Linked DNA regions of Homo sapiens: region 1 is linked to region 2. Evidence: chromatin loops called from intact Hi-C (ENCODE). Cell type or tissue: heart right ventricle. All regions are shown on one strand. Links, peaks and the distances in the headings refer to the core of each region. The heading gives the core; the rest is flanking DNA. Region 1 overlaps KIAA0040. Region 2 has its middle 81 kb from the start of KIAA0040.

Region 1 (5,381 bases), core at 85-5,084, 110 kb before region 2:
TCAGAAATAATCTCCCTAATATGGTTGGTCTGTAGGTCTGTGGCTGTTGCTCTAGACTCTGGCATCCAGAAATCAGATGGAGAGCGGTCGCTTGGGGAACATCTGAAGGTGCCTGGAGGATTGCTGAGTTCATAGGTGAGGTGGAGGAGAGCAGCTAGCCATCTACAGGCCCCAGCCTCCCTCCCAGGCTTTGGGACCCTTGGAAGTGTTACAGGGGTGGGTCATTCCACAGGGAGGTCTGCTTCAATCTCTGAGAGCCAAAAGCTACTGCAGGCTGTGTCCAGGGCTGGCCCTGACACTGCTGTTCCTTCCGGTGCTCTCCAAGAAGGGAGCAGGGCGTTCTATTCTGCATCAGCCTCTCATTGTTCTTGTTTTTTAGACAAAATAATAAATGTAAAGCTCTAGAACAGTGTCTGTGAGACAGTAAATACTTTCTGGAAAGGTTAATAATAAGGATCACAATGGCACCCAATTAGAATCCCTGAGACCAACTCCAGAGTGACCTCCAAATGGTACAAATCACCACCCTTCTTGTAGGGGGAGGTGGGAGGTTCAGTTCTCTATGAGAACCTTAAGAGACCCCTCTTCTGCGACTGCTGACTCCTGGATTTGTGTGGGGGGCCATTTTATAACTGACAGTTGGGAGCAAAGACCTCCCCTTGGGCCTTTGCTCAAACAGCTCCATTGAGCTTTCTACCTTGGGTGCGCTGATCACTGTGCTTGCTTTAGCTCCTCTGCCCAGGATCCCAGGTGACAGCAGGATGGACTGTTGGCTACGAAGAGTCATTTAAGGAGTTAAAAATACAGATTCCTGCAGCCTGCTCCTGGAGACTCTGATTCAGTCGGGTCTAGGATGGGCCCAGGAATTTATGTTTGTAGCAAGCAGCCAGAGTGTTTCTGGACAATTGTCAGGTTTGGGAATAATTGAATAAGCAAGCTGAGCAGCCGACCTTCATTTATGAGCACAGGAGCCATGTGCTAAATGAGGGGAAGAATCATGGGTGAGGAGACGGGGGATGAAGTTTACCTCCACACACAGCAGCAAAATGGCCAGCCAGCTTGGGGAGCCTCCTTCCACGTTACTTCTTGCTTTGCGTTGTCAGGGGATCTCGGCCAGAACTGCTTTCCTGGAGGTCACGTTCAACGTAGTAAACAATCGCTGAACACCCGCCCTGTGCATTCAGATCCTGATCACCGCCCAGTCTAGCAAGGGGGAGAAATAAAAATAGAAGTATAGTGTGATGAGTTCTGTGGTCAAGTTCTGTGTTGGGGGACATGGGAGCAGCATGGCAGAAGCAGCCAGCGGTCCTGCCTGGAGAAGGTTGAGGGAAGGCAATGAAAAGAAACGACCATCATGACTGGTGTCTGAGCAGGCATCGTGCAGTGACTAATTACAGAGAACCTACTCCTGCTGGGAACTTTGTACCCAGGACAAGCAAACCAGATCCCTGTCCTTTCTGTGCTCCAAGTCTAGTGTGGGAACCAAACCAAACATTCATCAAAGAACCATATAGGCAGGTGTGAAAGTGTAATTATGGTGAGTGCCACGAACAAGACCCCACGATGCTATGAAAGGGGAAACAGGGAGGTTAGGAAGGCTCTGATGAGGGATGACTGAGAGAAGATCTGAATGACAAAAACAGCAAACACATGGCTAGGGTGTCTGAAAAGTTTTGAAACACAAAATAAACTTATTTTAAAGCATTTCCAAGTAATATGCTTGATAGGCTTTTCTTCAACCCTCCAAGACCTTTTCAGGTGAAGTTCTCTACATTTAAAGAATGAGTTCAATTGTTAATACACTGTAAAGTGTCCCCCCAAAGTCTGGAAACATAGGCAAACAATACCTGTATTGTGCTTTTTATTAGATGAACAAATTAGACCCATTGCTGTCCCTGAAAAGGACCTGAAGGGACAGGGTAGCTGACAGCAGCAGTGGTGGGGTGAGGGTGGATGGCAGGGCCCATGAATGGCAGCCCCACACCACAGGACCTTGTAAGCCACGTGGAGGGCTAGAGTTTGCTGTGAGAGCCACGGGGTTTTAAGCAAGGAGGGGACATAATTGATGTGGATTTCATAAAGAACACTCTCTCTGACGTGTGAGAGGACAGATGGGAGAGGGTGTAGGGGGAGGAAATGATCACAGTTGTCCAGAAAGTGGCAGCTGGGCCAAGGGTGATGGTGGTCGGAAAGGGCGGGATGATGGCGTGGCTCAGGTGTTTTCCAGCAGATATGGGTGGGAGAACTCTCAGGCAGAGGGACATGAGAGGAGGTGTCCCTGGGTGTGCCCAACTTTCCTTCTTCTAACCCTAGTCTCCTATGAGGGCTCTCAGTCTGGAATGTATATGTATATTCTTTTTTTTTTTCCTTTCCAAAACAGGAAAATCATCAGTCTCTACCTGACTCCTCACCATCTCTCTTGGGGGGTTAAAACACCTTATTCAACCCCAGGCCTCTCCACCCTGCCTGTCCAAACCTTGCCCCAGCTCTCAAACCACACTGCCTTACAAAATCCCTGTGGTTACGATAATATCACACACTTCAGAAACCAAGGCTCTCTGGCAGCGAGGGCACAGAGTGGAACCTCAGTCAGTAGTTATTAACTTGGCTATTCTGGATATATATTTTCTTGATGGTTCTCACCTTGCTAACCTGGCATGCTCAGGTGCCCTCTAATAGAGGTAAGTACTGTTTTGTACAAAAATGGTCTGATCACAGTAAATGATCTGCTTGTAGAACATTACATTTATTACTTAGACCCAGCTCTAGGCATTCTGAAATAGGTATCTACATTTTCCCCAATTTAATGAATTGCTTCAAATAACTAGTCCTAATACAAAGTCGGAAGCTCTCTTTTCCCCCCAGAGTATATATGATGCATAACTAGATATTCAGTATTAAAGGAAAATAGATAGTATTTTCCCCCAGAATTGATGTTATAATTATGGTTGCAATTTTGAACAAAAGCACAAATAGAGCATCAATAGAAAAATGATTAAGGCACCATGGTTATTTAATAAAATGATGCTTTATCATGTAAACATTCTGGATTAGAAGACTCCTGAAATGGGCCATCTGGTTGATTACCTTACTTTATTGATGGGAAATCTGGGACCAAAGAGACTGCATCTTGCGGGAGATCACCCAGCTGGTGACTAATAGAGCCAGGGCCAGAACCAATGTCTTCTGAGGCCCAGGTTACCCTCCTGCCAGGTCTCTTCCACAAACTCTTCCACAGTGCTTTGCAAGATGCCCACCATATTCTCTTTCTGAGCACGAGTGAGACCATACTTCTCAGCCCCTTACGTCTCTGTGGGGCTATGTGACTGAGTTCCAGCCAAGGAAACGTGGCTCCTGAAATCTTCTCCCGGGCCCTCCCTGTTCTCTCTCTGCTTGCTCATTGGCTGGCCAGATGCAGAGCATCCAGGGGAGGACTCCAAGAGCCCTGGGGATGGCAGAGATGGGAGGTGTTCCTGAATGACTGTGTGGAGCAGAGCACCCCTGCTGACCACAGTGAAAAATGAAATGAGTTAGAATAAACTTTTGTTGGGTGAAGCCACTGAGATTTGGGGATTTTCTGCTACAGCAGTTAGCCTATCCTGCCTAATACAAGTGACAAAAAAGCTAATGTTGGTAATGATTATTAATTACCATTGCATATATAATCCCTAGAATGATTTGCTTATAACAAATGTGCAATGTGTTCAACAACTCTCCTATAGGGCAGCTTTGGCCAAAGAGGGGTTTACCTTAGTGCTTTTGAGCAGTGGTTCGGGAACCAGATATCCTGGGTCTGAATTCTGGCTCTCCCACTCACTAGCTGTATCACATTGGGCAGGTTAACCTCTCTCTCTGGCGCTCTGTTTTCTCATTTGTAGAATGGCATGGATAATAACAGGATGTGAGAATGAAATGAGTCAGTAGAAGTAGAGTGCCTCAGAGCCTTGCCTAGCAATAAAAGTTAGTCCTGATTGTTTGATCCCAAACAAATAGGCTGGCCAAAGTAAACAGCCCTTGACTCCTTAGCTAATGATGGTTTTGTTTGTCTTTTTCAAATGTGAGATGGTTCTGGAGTCATGACTTTGATTATGTAGGTCTCCTTTACAAGGCATTTTCTCTTTTCTCTAGTTTTCCTGTGGTAGACTAAATTAGTTCATTCATCATTCTCTTTCAAAGCGACCATTTCAGAATGAAAATATGGATAAGCACCACTCAGGAGCTGAATCATAAGGGTTTAGATACACTTCCTTCCCCTCTCTGCAGGGCTCTCCCAAGATTGTGTGGAGTAGGACATAGAAGCCTCCTTCCTTCCTCACCCCGACGACAAACTGCCCTTTTGTCTTTTCCTACTTTCCCTTTTTTCCCTCCCTCAATGTATTTAATGAGCTCCTAGGATGTGTCAGTTCCGGTCCTGGCACCATGGGTATAGTCATGCATAAGACAGACATTTTGTTTGTGCACTTATTATCTCTCTTCTCCAGGTAGAAAGTATACATGTTAGTGCAATAAAGGAAATAATTGGAGTGGCCTCTGAAAAGGTGACTCTGAACTGAGATCTCGGGGTGCTAAGGACCAAGCGTGCACAGCGCTAAGGGCAGGACCTCCGGTAGCAGCAACATTAAGGGTGAGGGCTCTGAAGTGGGAAAGCGCATGGCACATCCATGAGAGAGGGCAGCCAAGTGTGGCTGGACCGTGGTGAGCATCGTAAGTAAAGCAGGGCTTGAGCTAGGGGCACTTGGGCCCTGTGGGTATGGAAAGGCACAGAAAGGTGCCTTCCCCTTTATCCCCATTGTTACCTCATTTGTCCAGGCCTTCAAATGGCCTCTAGTTTTTCCTTCTTTCAATTCGTCTTTCTAAAATCTGAATGTAACGCGCACTCCCTGCGCAACCCTCGCTTGGCTGCTCACCACCTGTATGATCACACCTCCTTAGCAAGGAGGACTGGCTGGTAATCCAACTCTCCTATTACCCCAGCCTCACCTTCCTCCACCACCCCCACCGCCCTAGCTGTTTATCACATAATAGGTGCTAATAAATATGGGACAAATAAATGAATTCCTTCAACACTCGGACTAAGCTTCTCTCCTGGGCTTTACCTCCCCACCCCTACCTCATCAGCTGGTCCTACCTGCTCTCTCTCTGACTATGTCCTGACTCCATCCACTTCCCACCATTTCCATGGCCAGGCCTTTGCTGTCTCTCACCTGGGTTACTGCAGCAGCTTCCTAACCAATCTCTCTGGTTCTGCTCCTCCCTCCCTCCGGCCTGTTCTCCCCACCAGAGCCAGATCATATCACCCCCAGGCCCTGCTCACGCCTCATGGCTTCCCGTCACTAGAAGTATGACATCTAAACTAGAAGTATGACATCTAAACTCTTTCT
Region 2 (5,381 bases), core at 201-5,200:
CCCTGAGGACCCTAGCCCTGCTAGTACTACTTGTAGTGGAGCCTCTTATCAACTTCCAAAGGGAAATTTTTGTCTGCTTAGAGCAGTGGCAAATGGGGAAGAAGGCACTGTAAGGGCACATGTCCCCTTTTCTATGTCTGATTTGACTTTGTGTAGAGAAAGTTGGTCATTTCTCTGAAGATCCAGGGAAATTCATAGATGAGTTTCAGAAATTAACTCTGACTTATAACTTGACCTGGTAGGATCTGTATGTTTTGTTGTCTGTTTGTTGTACAGTGGAAGGGAAGCAATACATTCTGGGAATGGCTCAGACCCATGCAAATGAGGTATTGGCCCATAACCCTAACCATAATATCTACCAGGCAGTGGGTGCAGCAGTCCCTGATCAAGATCCAGGATGGAACTATCAAAGGGGCAGTGAGGACTTGGGGAAGAGAGATCACATGGTCATTTGTTTTTTGGAAGGATTGAAGTATATGAAAAAACCTGTTAATTATGAAAAGGTTAAGAAAAGTATTCACCGTAAAGATGAGCATCCAGCGTTGTGTCAAGTTAAGACAATCAGGCAATATGTAACACTGATCCTGCCTCAAGGAAATAACAGACTTTATTGGGAGTACATTTTATAACCCTATCTGCCCCTGATAGTAATAGGAAACTACAAAAAGCAGCCTTGGGTCCCCGGACTCCTATGAATCAGCGTTTGGATATGGCATTGATAGTTTTTAATAACAAGGACAAAACAAAGGAAGCGGAAAGAGCTAAAAGAACCTTCCACAAAGTGAAGCTTTTGGTTGCAGCCTTAGGTTCACCTCCTGCATGGGTTGCCCTTAAGGCTATTAGCCTGGACAAGGGAAGCTAGAAGGTGGAAAGCCCTGAGTTGGGCTTCCAAGTCACTGTGCCTTGGGCACAAATCAGTGTGCACATTGTCAGAAAATTGGCGATTGGAAGAGGGAATTCCCAGTGTTCTGAAGGGAGCCATCAGCACCTGAACAAATGATGGCCAAAATAGCCAAGCAAGCCCATGAGTGATGGGGCCTCAGACCTTCAGCCACCGGTCCCACTGGACAACTAACCATTTCTTTGGAGGAGCCTCAGGTAAACCTTGAAGTGGCAGATAAGAATATTAACTTTCTTTTGGATACAAGGGCTGCTTTCTCTGTTTTGAACCATTATAATGGGCCACTGTCATCTTAAAACTGTGTGGTCATGGGGATAGATGGACAAACTCATGGATACCATTTTACCTGTCTGTTAAGATGTTCTTTAGGGACTTCAGCTTTCTCATATGCCTTTTCTTATCATGCCTGAATGTCCCACCGCTTTGTTAGGAAATAATTTGTTGACTCAGCTGCAAACAGTGGCATCTTTTGGAGATCACAGGGCAGATAAAGGATTGCTTCTTCTCCTTTTCTGTGATAAGGGAGGAAAGTCAATAGGGACTTATCTAGCTTGCCTATTGAAGTAACCTCCCAAATAAATCCTGTAGTATGGGACATTGAGGTTCCAGACAAAGCATTAAATGTTCCTCTGGTTTGCATTTAGCTTAAGCCTGATGCCCTGTACTCCTGGAAGAGACAAGATCCCCTAAAACCAGAGGCATAAAGAGGGATTCATCCATTAAGAACTAAGTTTTTGCAATTTGGTTTGTTAAGACCCTTTAAGTTTCCTTGTAATACTCTAATCTTGCCAATTAAAAAGCCAAATGGAGACTATATATTTGTTCAAGATCTTTGAGCTGTCAACAGTGCTGTCATTCCCAAACATCCTGTAGTACTCAACCCCTACATGCTGTTAGCCCAGGTCCTTGGGGATGCAAGTTGGTTTACAGTCTTAGATCTCAGGGATTTTTTTTTTTTCTGCATTTGAGTATACCCTGATTCAAAATTTATCTTTGCTTTTGGATGGACTGACCCTTGATAGTCATTTGGTTTCTCAATTAACTTGGATGGTTTTTCCCCAGGAGTGTAGGGACAGCCCACATTTATTTGGAAATACATTGACTAGAGAATTAAAGATGTTAAAATTGAATAGGGGCACTAGTATTTGGTATGTGAATGATTTGTTGGTAGCTAGCCCAACTAAAAGGGGCTCAAATAAAAATGCCATTAAGTTGCTAAATTTTCTGGACACTAATGGGTATAGAGTGTCACTGCATAAGGCCCATGTTTCAACTCAAGAAGTTAAATATTTAAGATATGTCTTAACCCCTGGCACCTGGGCAATAGCCCCCAGAAAAAAAGGAAGTGATCTTGGGAATCCTGGAACCCCAAACCAGAAAGCAGCTATGGGATTTCCTAAGGATGGGAAGATTCTGCTCTTAATGAGTGCCTGGATTTGGGCATATGGCCAAGTCTTTATGTAAGGCTCTAAAAGGAGCACACGTGATCTTTTTGAATGCAGTATCAATTGTAAAACATACTTTTAATACTCTCAAGGAGAAACTGGGAACAACTCCAGCCCTAGGGATCCCCAATCTTGATAAGCCATTTCCTTTATTTGGCTGAAAAACAAGGAACGCTCTGGAAGTCCTTGTCCAGAAACTGGGAGGCATCCCTGACCAGTAGCATATTTTTCTAAGTAATTAGACCATGTAGCTTTGGGATGGCCCAGATGTCTCAGGGCAGTTGCAGCAATGGCTCTTTTGGTATATGAAGCCAATAAACTGGCTTTGGGACAACATCTGGAGGTTTTGACCCCACACCAAGTACAAGGAGTACTAGAAGCTAAAAGACACCAGAGGATGACTGGGGGACATGTATTAAAGTATCAGGTTTTGTTGCTAGACACTCCTGATGTAACCCTTAAAGTCTGCCAGACTTTAAAGCCCGCTACTTATCTGCCTGAATTCACAGGCACCCTAGATCATTCTCGCATACAAGTTATGGAGCAAGTTTATTCCAACTGGTTGTACTTAAAGGATGAGCCTCTAGATAATCCTGAGGTAGAGCAGTTTACATGTGGAAGTAGCTTTGTGCACCAGGGAAACAGAAAAGCCAGGTATGCTATTGTCAGTCAACATGACATAACTGAAGCTCAGCCCTTACTGGCTTCTACCTCAGCTCAAAAGGCTGAATTATTGGCTCTTATTGCCCTACAGTTGGGAAAGGGTTTAAGAGTTAGCATTTCCACTGATTCTAAGTATGCCTTTCTGGTGCTTCATGCTCATGCTGCTATCTGGAAGGAATGAGAACTCCTAATTGCTAAGGGTTCCGTTATAAAACATCACTTGGAAATTCTAAATCTGTTAGACGCCATTTTGCTGCCCAAGGGAGTAGCTATAATCCATTGCAGAGGGCATCTGAAAGGGAACTCCAGTGTGAAAAGGGAAACTCCTTTGCAGATGATGCAGCTAAAGTCACTGCATTAAAGGATCCAGTTAAACTTGTAGATATGTTAGTGCCCACTGCCCCAGTAATAACAGAACTGAGATACACTAAAGAGGAACAAGAATGGGCTAACTGTCATGGCTTAATTCAAGATCCTTCTGGCTGGCTGATTCAGTAATCAGACTATTGACAGCAGACTATTGACACCAGATGCTAATTAAAGGAAAATAAACATTTGCATGACTCTACTCACTTGGGAAGAGATTCTTTGTTTCAATAAATGTTTCATCTTTCTATAGGAAAAGGCTTACGTAAAACCGTAAAGCAGGTAACTTGAGCCTGTGAACTTGGTGCCTGAAATAATCCAAGTAACCCAGCTTTACCTTCTCCTTCAGTAAGGCTTGTTCTGCATAGGGGAACTTATCCCAGTGAAGACTGGCAAATAGACTACACTCAGATGCCCCCGTGAAACGTGTTTGAATATCTATTAGTATTTGTTGACACCTTTTCTAGTCGGATTGAGGCTTTTCCTACCTGGTCTGAAAAGGCAATCAAGGTTTCTAAATTCTTATTAAATGAATAATTCCTAGGTGTGGGCTGCCTAAAAGCTTGCAGACTGATAATGGCCCATCTTTAACTGCAACAATAACCCACAACATATCTTCAGCCCTAGGAATTCAGTACTGCCTTCATTCAGCATGGAGGCCACGTCTTCAGAGAAAGTAGAAAGAGCCAATCGAACTCTAAAGAGAACTGTTGCTAAACTCTGCCAGGAAACATCAGAAGCCTGGCTGACTCTATTGCCTATGGCCTTGTTGCGGGTTTGCACTGCCCTTAGAGGAAACCTACACTTCAGCCCTTTTAAAATAATGTTTGAAAGACTTTTCTTAACTACAGACTTCCTAATAGACATAGATACTTTCAAGCTACAAAATAATGTAATCAACTTAGGACAAGTGCAAAAAGCACTCCTTGAATATGGAAATAAAAGACTTCTTTTCTCTCCTTAGGAAGGGAATCTTACTATAACCTAGTGGGGAGACTGGGTCCTATGAAAAACTTGGAAAGAAGTATCCAAAGCAGATCAGCTTTCTCCCAAATGGAAGGGATCCTATGAAGTCCTCCTTAGTACCCCAATTGCAGTTAAACTTCTAGGAATAAATAGCTAAGTCCAGTTATCTTGAATTAAACCTGTCCCTTATGAAGCCCCACAGGCCACTGGAGATGGAGACTGATCCCACTTATTCCTATGAGCCAATCAGTGACCTCTGGCTCCTGTTCAGAAGAAACAAAAAGGATGGATAACATAAAATATGGACTGGCATTCTACTTTTGGGTATAAGTTAGAATCACACGGAGAATAACTTATTTGCTGCGTGGGCACAGACTTTAGCCTCCCTGCATAATCACGCCAAATGTTGGGTATGTGTAAAATTACCACTTTCCTCCACTTCCAGATTGCCCTGGCATATTCAACCAGCCAACCTAAGTTTATGGGGACTTTATTATGATTGGGAAACTGAAAATAATAAACATACACCCTCTTTCCCCATGCACTATAGCTTGTGTGGCCTAAGCCCCTTTCCTCTCATACAGAGAGACAAAAAGGCACTTTTTTTTTTTGTCTAATTAGGAAACAGATAAATTCCATCCCAACTTAGGTTATACTGTACAGGATGGACTTGGGTGGATGACAGGTATCAAGCAAAGTGTCTCTATGTCTTGAAAGGCACAATAACAGTCACCACCAGACAGGGACCCATGACATGGGATGGTTGCCACCTCAACAATGTAATCAGACCCTTCTTTAACAGACCAAATGTGGTTAGGATGGAAACATAATTCACCAAAAATAGGTGCCTACCCTTCTCCTTGGGGATGGTTATGGGCTTGTAGAACTCATGGCTAGCCATACTTACCTTAAAATTGGATTGGAAGGTGTATGTGGGGTTGTTCTTATCTCCTAGGATGTATGCTCACTAAATTGGACTCTCTGCCATCTAACTGGGAAATTGTAAAGGCTCGCCATAGGTGACAAAAACAAGCATCTTG

What was found. Hi-C counts contacts between places; a loop is a spot of excess contacts. Peaks named below come from ENCODE experiments on the same cell type or tissue, not always from the same donor. Only the 100,000 strongest peaks of a DNase experiment are listed, where the experiment ranks them.
Region 1: a loop joins it to region 2, with 2.4 times the contacts of the local background. A loop is called at or near these places in 3 of 110 quality-filtered maps.

What each region holds. Positions count from the first base shown.
Region 1 is chr1:175,165,535-175,170,915 of GRCh38, forward strand. KIAA0040 reads right to left here. Exons shown (of 4, transcript NM_014656.3): 3 at 1,028-1,203. Among named protein-coding and RNA genes, the nearest start is that of KIAA0040, 25 kb to the right of the region's middle. In heart right ventricle, for the core only: no CTCF peak of the experiment used is centred there; no DNase peak of the experiment used is centred there.
Region 2 is chr1:175,271,191-175,276,571 of GRCh38, forward strand. No RefSeq gene overlaps it. Among named protein-coding and RNA genes, the nearest start is that of KIAA0040, 81 kb to the left of the region's middle. In heart right ventricle, for the core only: no CTCF peak of the experiment used is centred there; a DNase peak (open chromatin) is centred at 2,638.